Linked DNA regions of Homo sapiens: region 2 is linked to region 1. Evidence: read pairs that join two places in POLR2A ChIA-PET (ENCODE). Cell type or tissue: MCF 10A. All regions are shown on one strand. Each heading gives the region's core, and the rest is flanking DNA. Links, peaks and the distances in the headings are about the cores only. Region 1 overlaps CMTR1 (cap methyltransferase 1). Region 2 overlaps RNF8 (ring finger protein 8).

What was found. Peaks named below come from ENCODE experiments on the same cell type or tissue, not always from the same donor. Only the 100,000 strongest peaks of a DNase experiment are listed, where the experiment ranks them.
Region 2: POLR2A ChIA-PET joins it to region 1 with 5 read pairs; 5 of 35 experiments call an interaction of 5 or more read pairs at or near these places.

The regions. Positions count from the first base shown.
Region 1 is chr6:37,471,398-37,476,769 of GRCh38, forward strand. It overlaps CMTR1 (cap methyltransferase 1), which reads left to right. Exons shown (of 24, transcript NM_015050.3): 15 at 450-507; 16 at 1,022-1,090; 17 at 2,073-2,204; 18 at 3,127-3,249; 19 at 3,924-4,015; 20 at 4,729-4,797. Among named protein-coding and RNA genes, the nearest start is that of CCDC167, 26 kb to the right of the region's middle. In MCF 10A, for the core only: no CTCF peak of the experiment used is centred there; a DNase peak (open chromatin) is centred at 2,214.
Region 2 is chr6:37,372,629-37,378,000 of GRCh38, forward strand. It overlaps RNF8 (ring finger protein 8), which reads left to right. Exons shown (of 8, transcript NM_003958.4): 5 at 1,992-2,081; 6 at 4,298-4,405. Among named protein-coding and RNA genes, the nearest start is that of RNF8, 21 kb to the left of the region's middle. In MCF 10A, for the core only: no CTCF peak of the experiment used is centred there; no DNase peak of the experiment used is centred there.

The sequences.
Region 1 (5,372 bases), core at 100-5,099:
ATCAAGAGAGGAGAGGTAGGACTGATCAGAGAAACCTCGGGTAGGGGGTGAACATAAGCTAATTCAGCTTTGTGGGGCATGGTGACATCCAGTGGGATGGGTTTAGTGTGGCCTGTGTCAGCAGAAGAGGAGCTAGAACATGCTGATGGGTGATTGAAAAGGGTGTCGGGGAGGACCCTGGCATCCAGGTCGTCTGGAGGGCACTTTCTCCTTTCCCATTGTGGTGAGAAGGGCAGGTAATCCCATTTCGTGTATGTTTGAGCTCCTGTCTTCAAAAGGAGAGCCTTGCATGTGTTGTAATCACGCTGGGCCAGTGGCAGCATAGTGTCTGTGTGTACACTCACATGTTCATTCATTCAGGCCTCCTCTCTATGGGATATGAGGGGTGCACAGGGGGCACTCCTGTGCCTCTTAGAGATTTTAATCACTAACTGGCTTCATATTCCCAGGACACTGAGTGAGCCTCGACAGGCAGAGATACGGAAGGAGTGCCTCCGACTCTGGGGGGTGAGTATCTCCCCCGCCCATTGCTGCTTCAGGGCAGGGAAGCCATAGAGAAGAATGGGGTTGACTCCCAATCCTGTCACCTTAGGGTGTCTCTGCATCCAAAAATATCTGCTACCCTCACAGCATCCCAGAGGTTGACATCTCGGCATTGTTGGTAGTTACGTCCTTGGCCCTTTCACTGCTGGTTTGGCCCTGCAGCTGGGTCAGAAAGGACTAAGGGGTGGGGTGTGGGGAGGTGGGCCGGTGTCAGTTTTGCAACTGGTGGCCCCTTGTAGCAGCACTGACAACAGAGAGCCCCAGAGAAAAGGAAGTAGCCTTTGGGGTCCATTGCCACAGGATCTGAAAGGGAGCAGTGAGTGAATTATCCACCTCCATCCCTGTCAGCCTAGCCTCCTTTGTTGTGTGCCATTCCTCCTCCCCAGTCTGACCCTATCTCCTCCACCTGCATATACTCATACACGGTCTTGGTCAAAAGGGCATTTGAAAGTCAAAGCTCTTTGCTGTCTTATTTCAGATCCCAGACCAGGCTCGTGTGGCTCCTTCTTCCTCCGACCCTAAATCGAAGTTCTTTGAGCTAATCCAGGTAAGACTGGTATCTGTGGTGGACATAAAAAGTTAGAGATCTGTCTCTAGATGTGGATGGTATCACTGAGGCCCCAGATGCATGGTCTCCAGAGGGCTTGTGCAGATGCCCACCATGGGCTCTAAGGGGCGGAGCTAAGGCTGCCACAGGTGGGAACCTTTGGTATAGGGTGTTGAATTCCCCAAGAGCACAGTCAGGCCAACGGAAGATTCTCATGTTCAGTGCTTGGGCTCAGCATTCCTGCCACCCAAAGGGTGGTTCTGGCTGTGTCACCCTGGCAAGTTCAGGGTCCTGTGGGATTTGCCTACAAAGGAGACATAGAGTGTGGGATGATCTTAGGCAAGGGAGCTGGGCACAGGGTGAAGGGAGCTGCCAGGGAAGCCCGCAGCAGGGTTGGCCTAACCCCAGGTTCTTTGTCTTATTTCTGGTGAGCTGGTCCTCAGAGTTCTTTTGCCCTGTTTCTTCTACCACTCAACCTCCAGCTTTTACTTGGGCCTCATTTAAATCTGTCCCAGATCATGGGCAATTGTGCTGGTTTTGTGGGGGTCAGGGAGTAGAGACTGAGGTTCAAGATGCCCTCAAAAGAATAGTATGTGTACATTTTTCTAAATGGGGTAAAGAGATCACTAAACTGTTCTCAAACCAACTGCTGGAGAATCCTTGCTTTGAGTTTTATTGAAGGGGCAGCTTTTATATTCTGGTGACATTTTCTTATAGGTCTGGTAAATTGATCTGTACTTGGGGACTCAGTGTTCTTTCCTTTTCCAGCCTCTCCTAATAGGTCCTACAGGAACATTCCAAGCAGATGGAAATAGATCCCATTTAGTGCACAGTTAGGTAGAGAAGGGGGTGCAGGGGAGCATATTTCAGAGAGCCAATGCTTCCTGTCCCTTGCCTTGTCGAGCCTGCCCCCAGCCCAGATAGGCACCCATACTGTCCCTTCCCCCAACCCGGCAGTGTTTTCTCTGACTCGTGGCTGCAGGGCACTGAGATTGACATCTTCAGCTACAAGCCCACACTGCTCACCTCTAAAACCCTGGAGAAGATCCGCCCTGTGTTTGACTACCGCTGCATGGTATCTGGCAGTGAGCAGAAGTTCCTCATCGGCCTGGGGGTAAGTCTGCAGCTGGCTTCCTGCCCAGCTTGGAATGGTGGATTTGCCCTTTGCGGAATCTGGACAGCTGCCTGCCACACTTGGTACATGTTCTCTTGGCATTAAGTAGCTGTTGCTTTGACCCTAGTGAAGGTATTTCTTGAAACTTCGTTTCCTTTCTTCCTCTGAGTTTGCCAAGTGTCATTCATTCATTCTTTCATTTGTTTCTTCAATTCTGTGCATTGCTAAAGGGAACACTGCTACTTTTCTTGTGATACAGAGCTTCCCAGGCTAGCAGAGTGGTCAGCAGGCTTATCTGGCTTGAGCCCAGGCAGCCATTCCTTTGCAACACCACCACCACCCCATGCCATCCCATCCCCTGTCTTGCAAAGATACTCCCTGTCCCTACCCTGGGCCCCCTGGAGTCTAAAGTGAGGTGAGGGAAAGCCTTGGCAAGCTCTTTATCTTACTTAACTGGGTAAAGTCATTGCTTTTTCTTTCAACTCTTGACTTGTGTTTCTATATAATTTGATCCTGTCTTCCTCAGTTACTTCTTTTGTACCCTCTCACACTTTGTCTTTTTCTCATTTTACTTACTCTCTCCTTCTCTGCTCTCTGGACTCTTCACTAAACCCACCTTAGACATATACGAAACTGGATCTTTTTTGAGGGCCACTAATTATGGACTTAGGTCTTTTGAGTGGTGCCCTGCACCCGTTCCAAGGCTGAGCCAGATCTCTGCTTCTCTTCTGCTGAGGCACTGGAGAACACTACTATCATTATCACTAAAGTATAATGGATTTAATCTCTCATAGACATTTTCTTCTGACATTTCCCAGTCCCATCAGTTTGTAGCTGCCAACTAAAAGCTCTTTTGAGAAGTAAGCCTCTTATCCCTCGATCTCCATGCCTTCCTTACCTGGCTGTTTCTCTCTGCCTGTAGAAATCCCAGATCTACACATGGGATGGCCGCCAGTCAGACCGCTGGATCAAGCTAGACCTGAAGACAGAGCTGCCCCGGGACACTCTGCTATCTGTGGAAATTGTGCATGAGCTGAAAGGGGAGGTCAGAGATGGTTCTGCTCAGGTGTTGGCCCTGCAGCTAGGGGACTAGGGGGCTGCTGAACCTGGCCTTTTGCCCTGAGTTAACTTGGTTACATTGTGTGGTGGCTGACAGGGCCCAGGGCTGGGGTAAGGGTTTATAATGACTCCTCCCCGAGCAGTTGCTCTAAGCCACAGTGGTTCAGGTAAGGAGGAGCGCAGTCTCCGTGCGTCAGAGGAGACCTCGATTGTCTCTGTGCATTGAGGGCCCTGGTGAGTCTACTGGGTATTTTTTAGCAGCTGATTTAGTTTTTGACCAGAGATCCCTTGGGAAACAAGAGACTTGTTTCTCAGGAGCCATGAGTATGAAATCTATATGGTGACATTCAGAACAGTCAGTAGGAGCAACTGGCAAGGGGGGTAAGCCAGATCCTGGCTGGAGTGCCATGGCAGCAGCCTCACTGGGTTTGAGGTTCAAGGGGCCTTATCACCCAATGCCTTGGATCTTACCCTGCTCAGAAGCCGAGGCCAGTCTGATGCTGAGGAGCAGCTGGGAGGGAGACAAGAAAAATATCCTGCATTTAGAGCCCTACCCTTCCCCCAGCTGTAGGCAGAATGGAGCCAGCATGCCATGGTGGGTAGTGGGGGCTGAAGGCTGACACCTGGCAGAGTGGGCAGTGTACCTACTTATCCTTCTAGGGGAAGGCCCAGAGGAAGATCAGTGCCATCCACATCCTCGATGTCCTTGTGCTGAATGGCACCGACGTTCGGGAGCAGCACTTTAACCAGCGGTCTGACCTGGGCCCCAGGGTAGGGAGGGTGGGGGTAGGCCAGGGCAGCTTGGGAGGACAGCGGCCTCCCGAGGTGTGGCCCCTTATCTAGGCCTTCTCTGCTTGTTGACATCCTGAGAGTTTCCCCCTCCCACCCACTGACTGGTCCCAAAGTCAGGGTGAGAATTGGAGTTGCCACTTCAGAGTTTGCTAGGGCTTGGGCCCTGGTTATCAGAGATACCAGCACACTCCATTTTGCCACAGCTGCTCAGGTTGAGGTATTTATGTTAAGGTTGAGCAAGAGGGTGACCTTGCGGGTAGAGGGGGTACTCCTTGGAAGAAATATCCTGTGCTTGAGTGGTCCCATTTAAGTTGCTCATCTGAGTGGGTGCACTGTAGTTTCCATGCTTTGGGGTGACAGGGCAGACACATACAATAAAGATGATACTTGAAGTTCTAGTGGAGGTGACTGAGCACAGCTGAAGGCACACTTCAGGAAAACCAACCGACATAGTGAAATTAGAGGTCAGAATCCACAGGGGCGGGGCATGAATAAAGACGTCGGTGGAGAAGGGCAGGGCGGGCTTCCTGGGGGACATGGGTGCTGCCTCTTAGAGCAGTCTTGCCGCAGATTCAGAAGGTTCTCCTACTGGAGCTGTGAAAATGCCCTGGGGGTAGGGGTGCTGGTGGAGGCATCCTTGGCTTGCCTCTCAGAGAGACTGTTTGGATTGTAGAATTCAGCTTGCCGAGAAATTTGTGAAAGCCGTTTCCAAGCCTAGTCGGCCCGACATGAATCCCATCAGGTGAGCATGTGGTCCCTACCCTCCATGCTTCTTTCTGGCCAGTACCTGCTGCTCCCGTCCAGTGAGGGACAGGAGGGCTCAGTGGAGGGCACTAGGCAAGTGGGTGTTAGAGACAAGACCATTCTTGCCATGAAGTTTGTTTGGGGGTGCTAGGTAGGTGACTTGCCCCAGAGCATCTCCCCATCCTGCCTGGCAGTGGGTGAACTTCATTCTGAGGGGTTAAGGCATCCTTGTTTAGGATGCACGTGCTTCTGAGAGTGCCAGCCCACCTCATGAATACCCGTTCCCACTTGAGCATTGTTAGCACATTACCTGGCCTTTTAATTTTTTTTCAGGTAAGAAATGGGTGCTGAGGGAATAGGAATTTTGAACATGAAAAAGAGAAGGATTGTTTGAGGGAATGGGACCCCCAGTGCTGAGGGAGAAGGAGGCCAGGGTTGTAATGTTAGATAGTGGGAAAGTTCCAGGACCCTGAGAGAGAAAGGAGGAAGAGAACAGAGTCAGGAGGAGACAGATGGAGGACACACTTTTCCAGGGTAGGCTGAGGTCTGAGGTTATTGCCAAAGGGCACTGCT
Region 2 (5,372 bases), core at 273-5,272, 99 kb before region 1:
TATCATTTTGCATGGGATACTTGGCCATGCATTTATTAGCTTAAAATGTGATACTTTTAGACCGGGCACGGTGGCTCACGCCTGTAATCCCGGCACTTTGGGAGGCCCAGGCAGGCGGATCACCAGAGGTAGGGAGTTCAAGACCAGCCTGACCAACATGGAGAAACCCTGTCTCTACTAAAAATACAAAATTAGCCGGGCGTGGTGGCGCATGCCTGTAATCCCAGCTATTCAGGAGGCTGAGGCAGGAGAATCGCTTGAACCCGGGATGTGGAGGTTGTAGTGAGCTGAGATCGTGCCATTGCTCTCCAGCCTGGGCAACAAGACTCCGTCTCAAAAAAAAGTGATACTTTTAGGTCATGGTTCTATACCATCATGCCTGGGGGACATGCCACTCTCATGCAGTGGTGGTTTTTTGTTCCACCATGCTGATACTTTTGAAAGCTGTTCTTTACCAGACCATTATAAAAACTGTTTTTATAATGGTCTTTTATAACTGATTTCCTGTTTAAATCACATAATACCTTCCTCTCCAATCTCCAAGAAACTACCACATCTTTTTAAACCGAGTGATTCATAAGTTCTCAGGGAATTTGACTATAGTTAGAAATGGGTCCAGACCTTCACTGCCCTAAGCAGTCTGCCAGTCTTTGCTTTGAGTGGAAAAGAAAATAAAAAGATGTGTTTATATACAGCTCAAAAAACTTCTCTGAATGCTTTTCATACCTGTTATTTTCTTATGAACACTGAGGGAGGAGGGGGCACCTATTTTCCCATTTCCTTTTATTTTTATTTTGAGACAGTGTCTCGTTCTGTCACCCAGGCTGGAGTGCAGTGGTGCAATCTCAGCTCACTGCAGCCTCCGCCTCCTGGGCTCAAGTGATCCTCCCACTTCAGCCTCCTGAGTAGCTGGAACCATAGGCGCGCGCCACAATGCCCGACAATTTTTTTGTATTTTTGGTAGAGATGAGGTTTCACCATGTTGCCGAGGCTGGTCTCAAACTCCTGAGCTCAAGCCATCCACCCGGCTCAGCCTCCCAAAGTGCTGGGATTACAGGTATTATGAGCTACCACGCCCGGCCATATTTTCCCATTTTATAGATGAGAAAGTTAAAATACACATATCTAATTAGTGTGTCAAGTTGAAGACCCAGGCCTTTTGACATAACTGCTTTTTTTTGTCAGGAGATCACACATTTTAAAATTTGGTTCTTGAATAATATCTTTTCAAAAATACTTACCTTTACTCCACCTTCTTTTAAAAAGAATTTGAGGTGAGATTCTAAAGTATAAGCTATACTTAAGCATGAGAGAACTCATAAATTATGTTTCATATATGTGGAACCTCTTGACATTCAGCATAGGCATTTAGTCACAATGAATGAGCTGTTAGCTCCTGGGTGTGCCTTCTTCCAGAAAACACTGGCAGGGTTCAGGCAGCATTGTCTGAGCATGTAATATGTGATTTGTAGAACAAATAGGTTAAAAATCTTTTTTATTTCAATAAAAATGACTATCTAATTCTGCTGATTCCCATTTCCTCCTGATTATTTCATAAAAGCTGCTTCCAGTTCTGAATAGCTTTTAATTACTTACTAGTTCTTAAATACTGTTCCCAGAATCACTTGGGTGGCTTTAAAAAAAAAGAAAAAAAGAAAAGCACATTTCTGGGCTCCAAGCCAAACCTATAGAAGCAGACTCTGGGACACAGTGAAAGTTCTTCAGTTGACTTGGATGGCCACCAATGTTGGGTTAGTTTTAGAGGCCCTAGTCCATTTGGTGGCCGCCTTCCCTAACTGCCCTCTCCCCTGAAAAAAGCAGCAGGTAGGTAAGATAGCCCAATGGAATAAAGGTATTATTTTGAAATTGCCAATTTATCGATCCCTGAACCACAAAGTCACTAACTAGAGGGAGAGAACAGGCATGTTTGTGGCTAAAAGGAAGGATGCATTGTAGTTCATCCTGAGTATGTATCTGCTATGTTTTTGCAGCATTGGGCTCTAATGGAAGAGCTAAATCGCAGCAAGAAGGACTTTGAAGCAATCATTCAAGCCAAGAACAAAGAATTAGAGCAGACCAAGGTACTGGAAAGAAGATGGAAGTTTAGAATTTGGTTAGTGCATGCAACTCAGCATTTTCAACAGTGCAAGGGTTGCTAGGGAAAATAAAGAGAGAAATTATGGCTGCTCCTTGCCTCTGGGGAGATAATCTATAAAATTATAGAGGCCTATAGCAGGTTCTGCCTGTCAGACAACATCTATTTCCTTCCCTTGTTCAGAAGCAAAATGCTGGGAATAAGGCACTTGCATCCTGTATTCTAGTCCTTTGTCTATGGTGGGTACTCCTTCAGAGTGTGTCACTGATACAGACTGAGGAATATTGTAGTCAAGAAATAGTTCCTCCTGAACTATGTAATTTGAATTACATAAAGTAAAGTGAATTACTTAATGCAGTTTCTTCCCATGTCAAATCAGGAGAACTCTTGAATTAGGGGTTATAAACTTAAATGCCCACCAGGGCCAGACTGGTAATCAAAGTGAGTGAAGTGGCCTGAATGTAAGAACACAGTAGGGAGCTGTGCGGGCTATGGCTTATTGGATGGGGTACTTGCCCACACCCCCATCCCAGGAGGCAACTCTTCTCTGCTCAGCCAATTGTTGCCATCCAGAAGTGCAGGCCCAGTGTTGTCAGATCTTCTGATTTTTCCACAGCAGATGAAAGTCCAAATGTTTAAGTGAAATATCCCAAATTTTAAATATTGGCAACAACTTCAGCTTTTTGTGTGTGTTTTAATATGAAGGCCAAACTAAACAAGTCTGCAGGGTGGATCCAGTCCACAGGCCACCAATTTGCAACCTCTGACTTGAAATTAATACCTGAGTCTGACTGCATCTGTCATCCCACCCCCTCCATGTACCAACCTAGAACTGAAGGAGGGACTTGTTTTAGCTGGTTTGATTTCCTGTTTAAATCACATAATACCTTCCTCTCCAACCTCCAAGAAACTGCCACATCTTTTTAAACCCAGTGATTCATAAGTTCTCAGGGAATTTGACTATGGTTAGAAATGGGTCCAGACCTTCTTCACTGCCCTAAGCAGTCTGCCAGTCTTTGCTTTGAGTGGAAAAGAAAATAAAACAATTAAAAATGAGCCAGCCACTCAAATATACCTCAAATGGCCTATCCTCTCCCCCTCAGGGGCTCTTAATGCTTTTTGTTTTGGGGGTGAAGTGCTAAAATAAATGTCTGCTTCAAGAGAGCATACGTAGGAGCCTCCTTAAAAAGTGTGTCCACACGCAGTCTGACCTCTTGGGGAAAGCCGGGGAGATGGTACTGCAGGCCTCTGCAGGAGTGGGAAGTGGCAGGTATCATAGAGCATGGAGCCTGAAGGTAATTCAAGAGGCCTGTCTCCAGCCTTCTGCCTCCAGAGGTGTACCTTACTTTACAGAAAAGGCAGCTGCAAAGAACACAGCAACTTTATAACTAATTCAAGTTTCCTGCCTCTGGACTATTCATGCCTCTTTTCTTGTCCAGTGAGTTTTTAATTGTTTGGGATAATCTTATGTAATGTCTGAACTACAGCTTGCTATAAACTACTTAATGTCCCATCTGGTCTTGGGTGGTTGGTGTGGTTAGTATGTCACCTGCATTTTTCTCATTTGATTAATTTTGGGGAAGGAGACAGAATTTGCAATGCAAATACTGAAAAAGTGGTGTTTTAGTCCATTCAGGCTACTACAAAAAAGACCCATAAACTGCGTAGCTTAAAAACAACAGAAATTTATTTCTCACAGTACTGGAGGTTGGGAAATCCAAGATCAAGATGCTGGCATGTTTGGTGTCTGGTGAGGGCTGTCTTCTGATTCGTAGATGGAGTCTTGCCATGTCTGTCCCTATATGGCGGAAGGGGCAAATGAGCTCTCCTTGGGCCCCTTTAAGGCCACTAACCCCATTTATGAGCATGGAGCCCTCATGACCTAGTCACCTCCCAAAGGCCCCACCTCTTAATACCATCACGTTTGAAAATAAGTTTCAACATGGGAATTTGGGAGGAAGCACAAACATTCAGACCATAGCAAGTAGGGAGAGGAAAGAAAGGAGGTTAGTGCTCTGTATTAGAAAACAATTATTGAAAAACAATAAGCCTTAGGGAAAGTGTTCTATTCTTAATGTTGCTGCACCAGAATGAATCACTCATTAAGACTGAATCCTCTTCTAAATAATTGACCCTGCTCCCTGTCCCATTTTGCATTTTTGTTGGTTCTCTGAATGACAGGTAGGATTGTGTGTCTTGCAGGAAGAGAAGGAGAAGATGCAAGCACAGAAGGAAGAAGTTCTTAGCCACATGAATGATGTGCTAGAGAATGAGCTCCAATGTATTATTTGTTCAGAATACTTCATTGAGGTAATTATGAACAGTTGCTCACCCCTTCTTTTTTTTTTTTTTTTTTTTTTTTTTTTGAGACAGAGTCTCACTCTGTCAACCCAGGCTAGAGTGCAGTGCCACAATCTCGGCTCACTGCAACCTCCACTTCCTGGGCTCAAGCAGTTCTTGTGCCTCAGCCTCCCAAGTAGCTGGGTCCCTTACAGGCACATGCCACCATGCCTGTCTAAGCTTTTGTATTTTTAGTAGACATGGGGTTTTGCCATGTTGGCTAGGCTAGTCTCGAACTCCTGACCTCAGGTGATCTGCCCACCTCAGCCTCCCAAAGTGCTGGGATTACAGGTGTGAGTCACCACACCCAGCCGACCCCTTCTTATTCTCCCAACCCTGAATGAAGCCTGGGCTACACAGGCTGCTTCTACTATAGGGGAACATTCTGAAGAGATTTTCTTCCAGGAACTTATAACTATTTGATTTCAAAGTCACCTCTAGAGATGACCACCTCTTATTTGTTTTTATAATCTTCTTTCCCTTCACTGTCCTTTTTTGGCATTTCATCTGTTCTTAAATGTTTATTTGGTATGATTAACATTTTGAGCTGCAATGAAGCCTTTATCTCTTTGTTGTTGAGGAGAAAACAGGGCCAAATTAGATTTTGGAAGTATCAGAATAAAGCTGCTCAATAAAAGCTATTCTTTCTTTACTCTGAATGGGCACTATGCCGAGAATATGCTTATAGTGCAACCTTTTAAACGAGGGGGTAAACGTCATTAAAATGTGGTCACTTTGGGAATTTACGGCCCAAGTTGAATATATTTCAGGGACTCTGAGGCTCCTTATGGAAATGAAACCTCTACCATTTGTTAGCCTATCATATTTTTGCACTGGCTTATTTATTTATTTGACAAATTCTGCTGTTTGTGACCAGTTCACCTTAGACCACAGATGTTAAATTCAAGTTGCTAAATGACAGTGCTATTCAGACTCC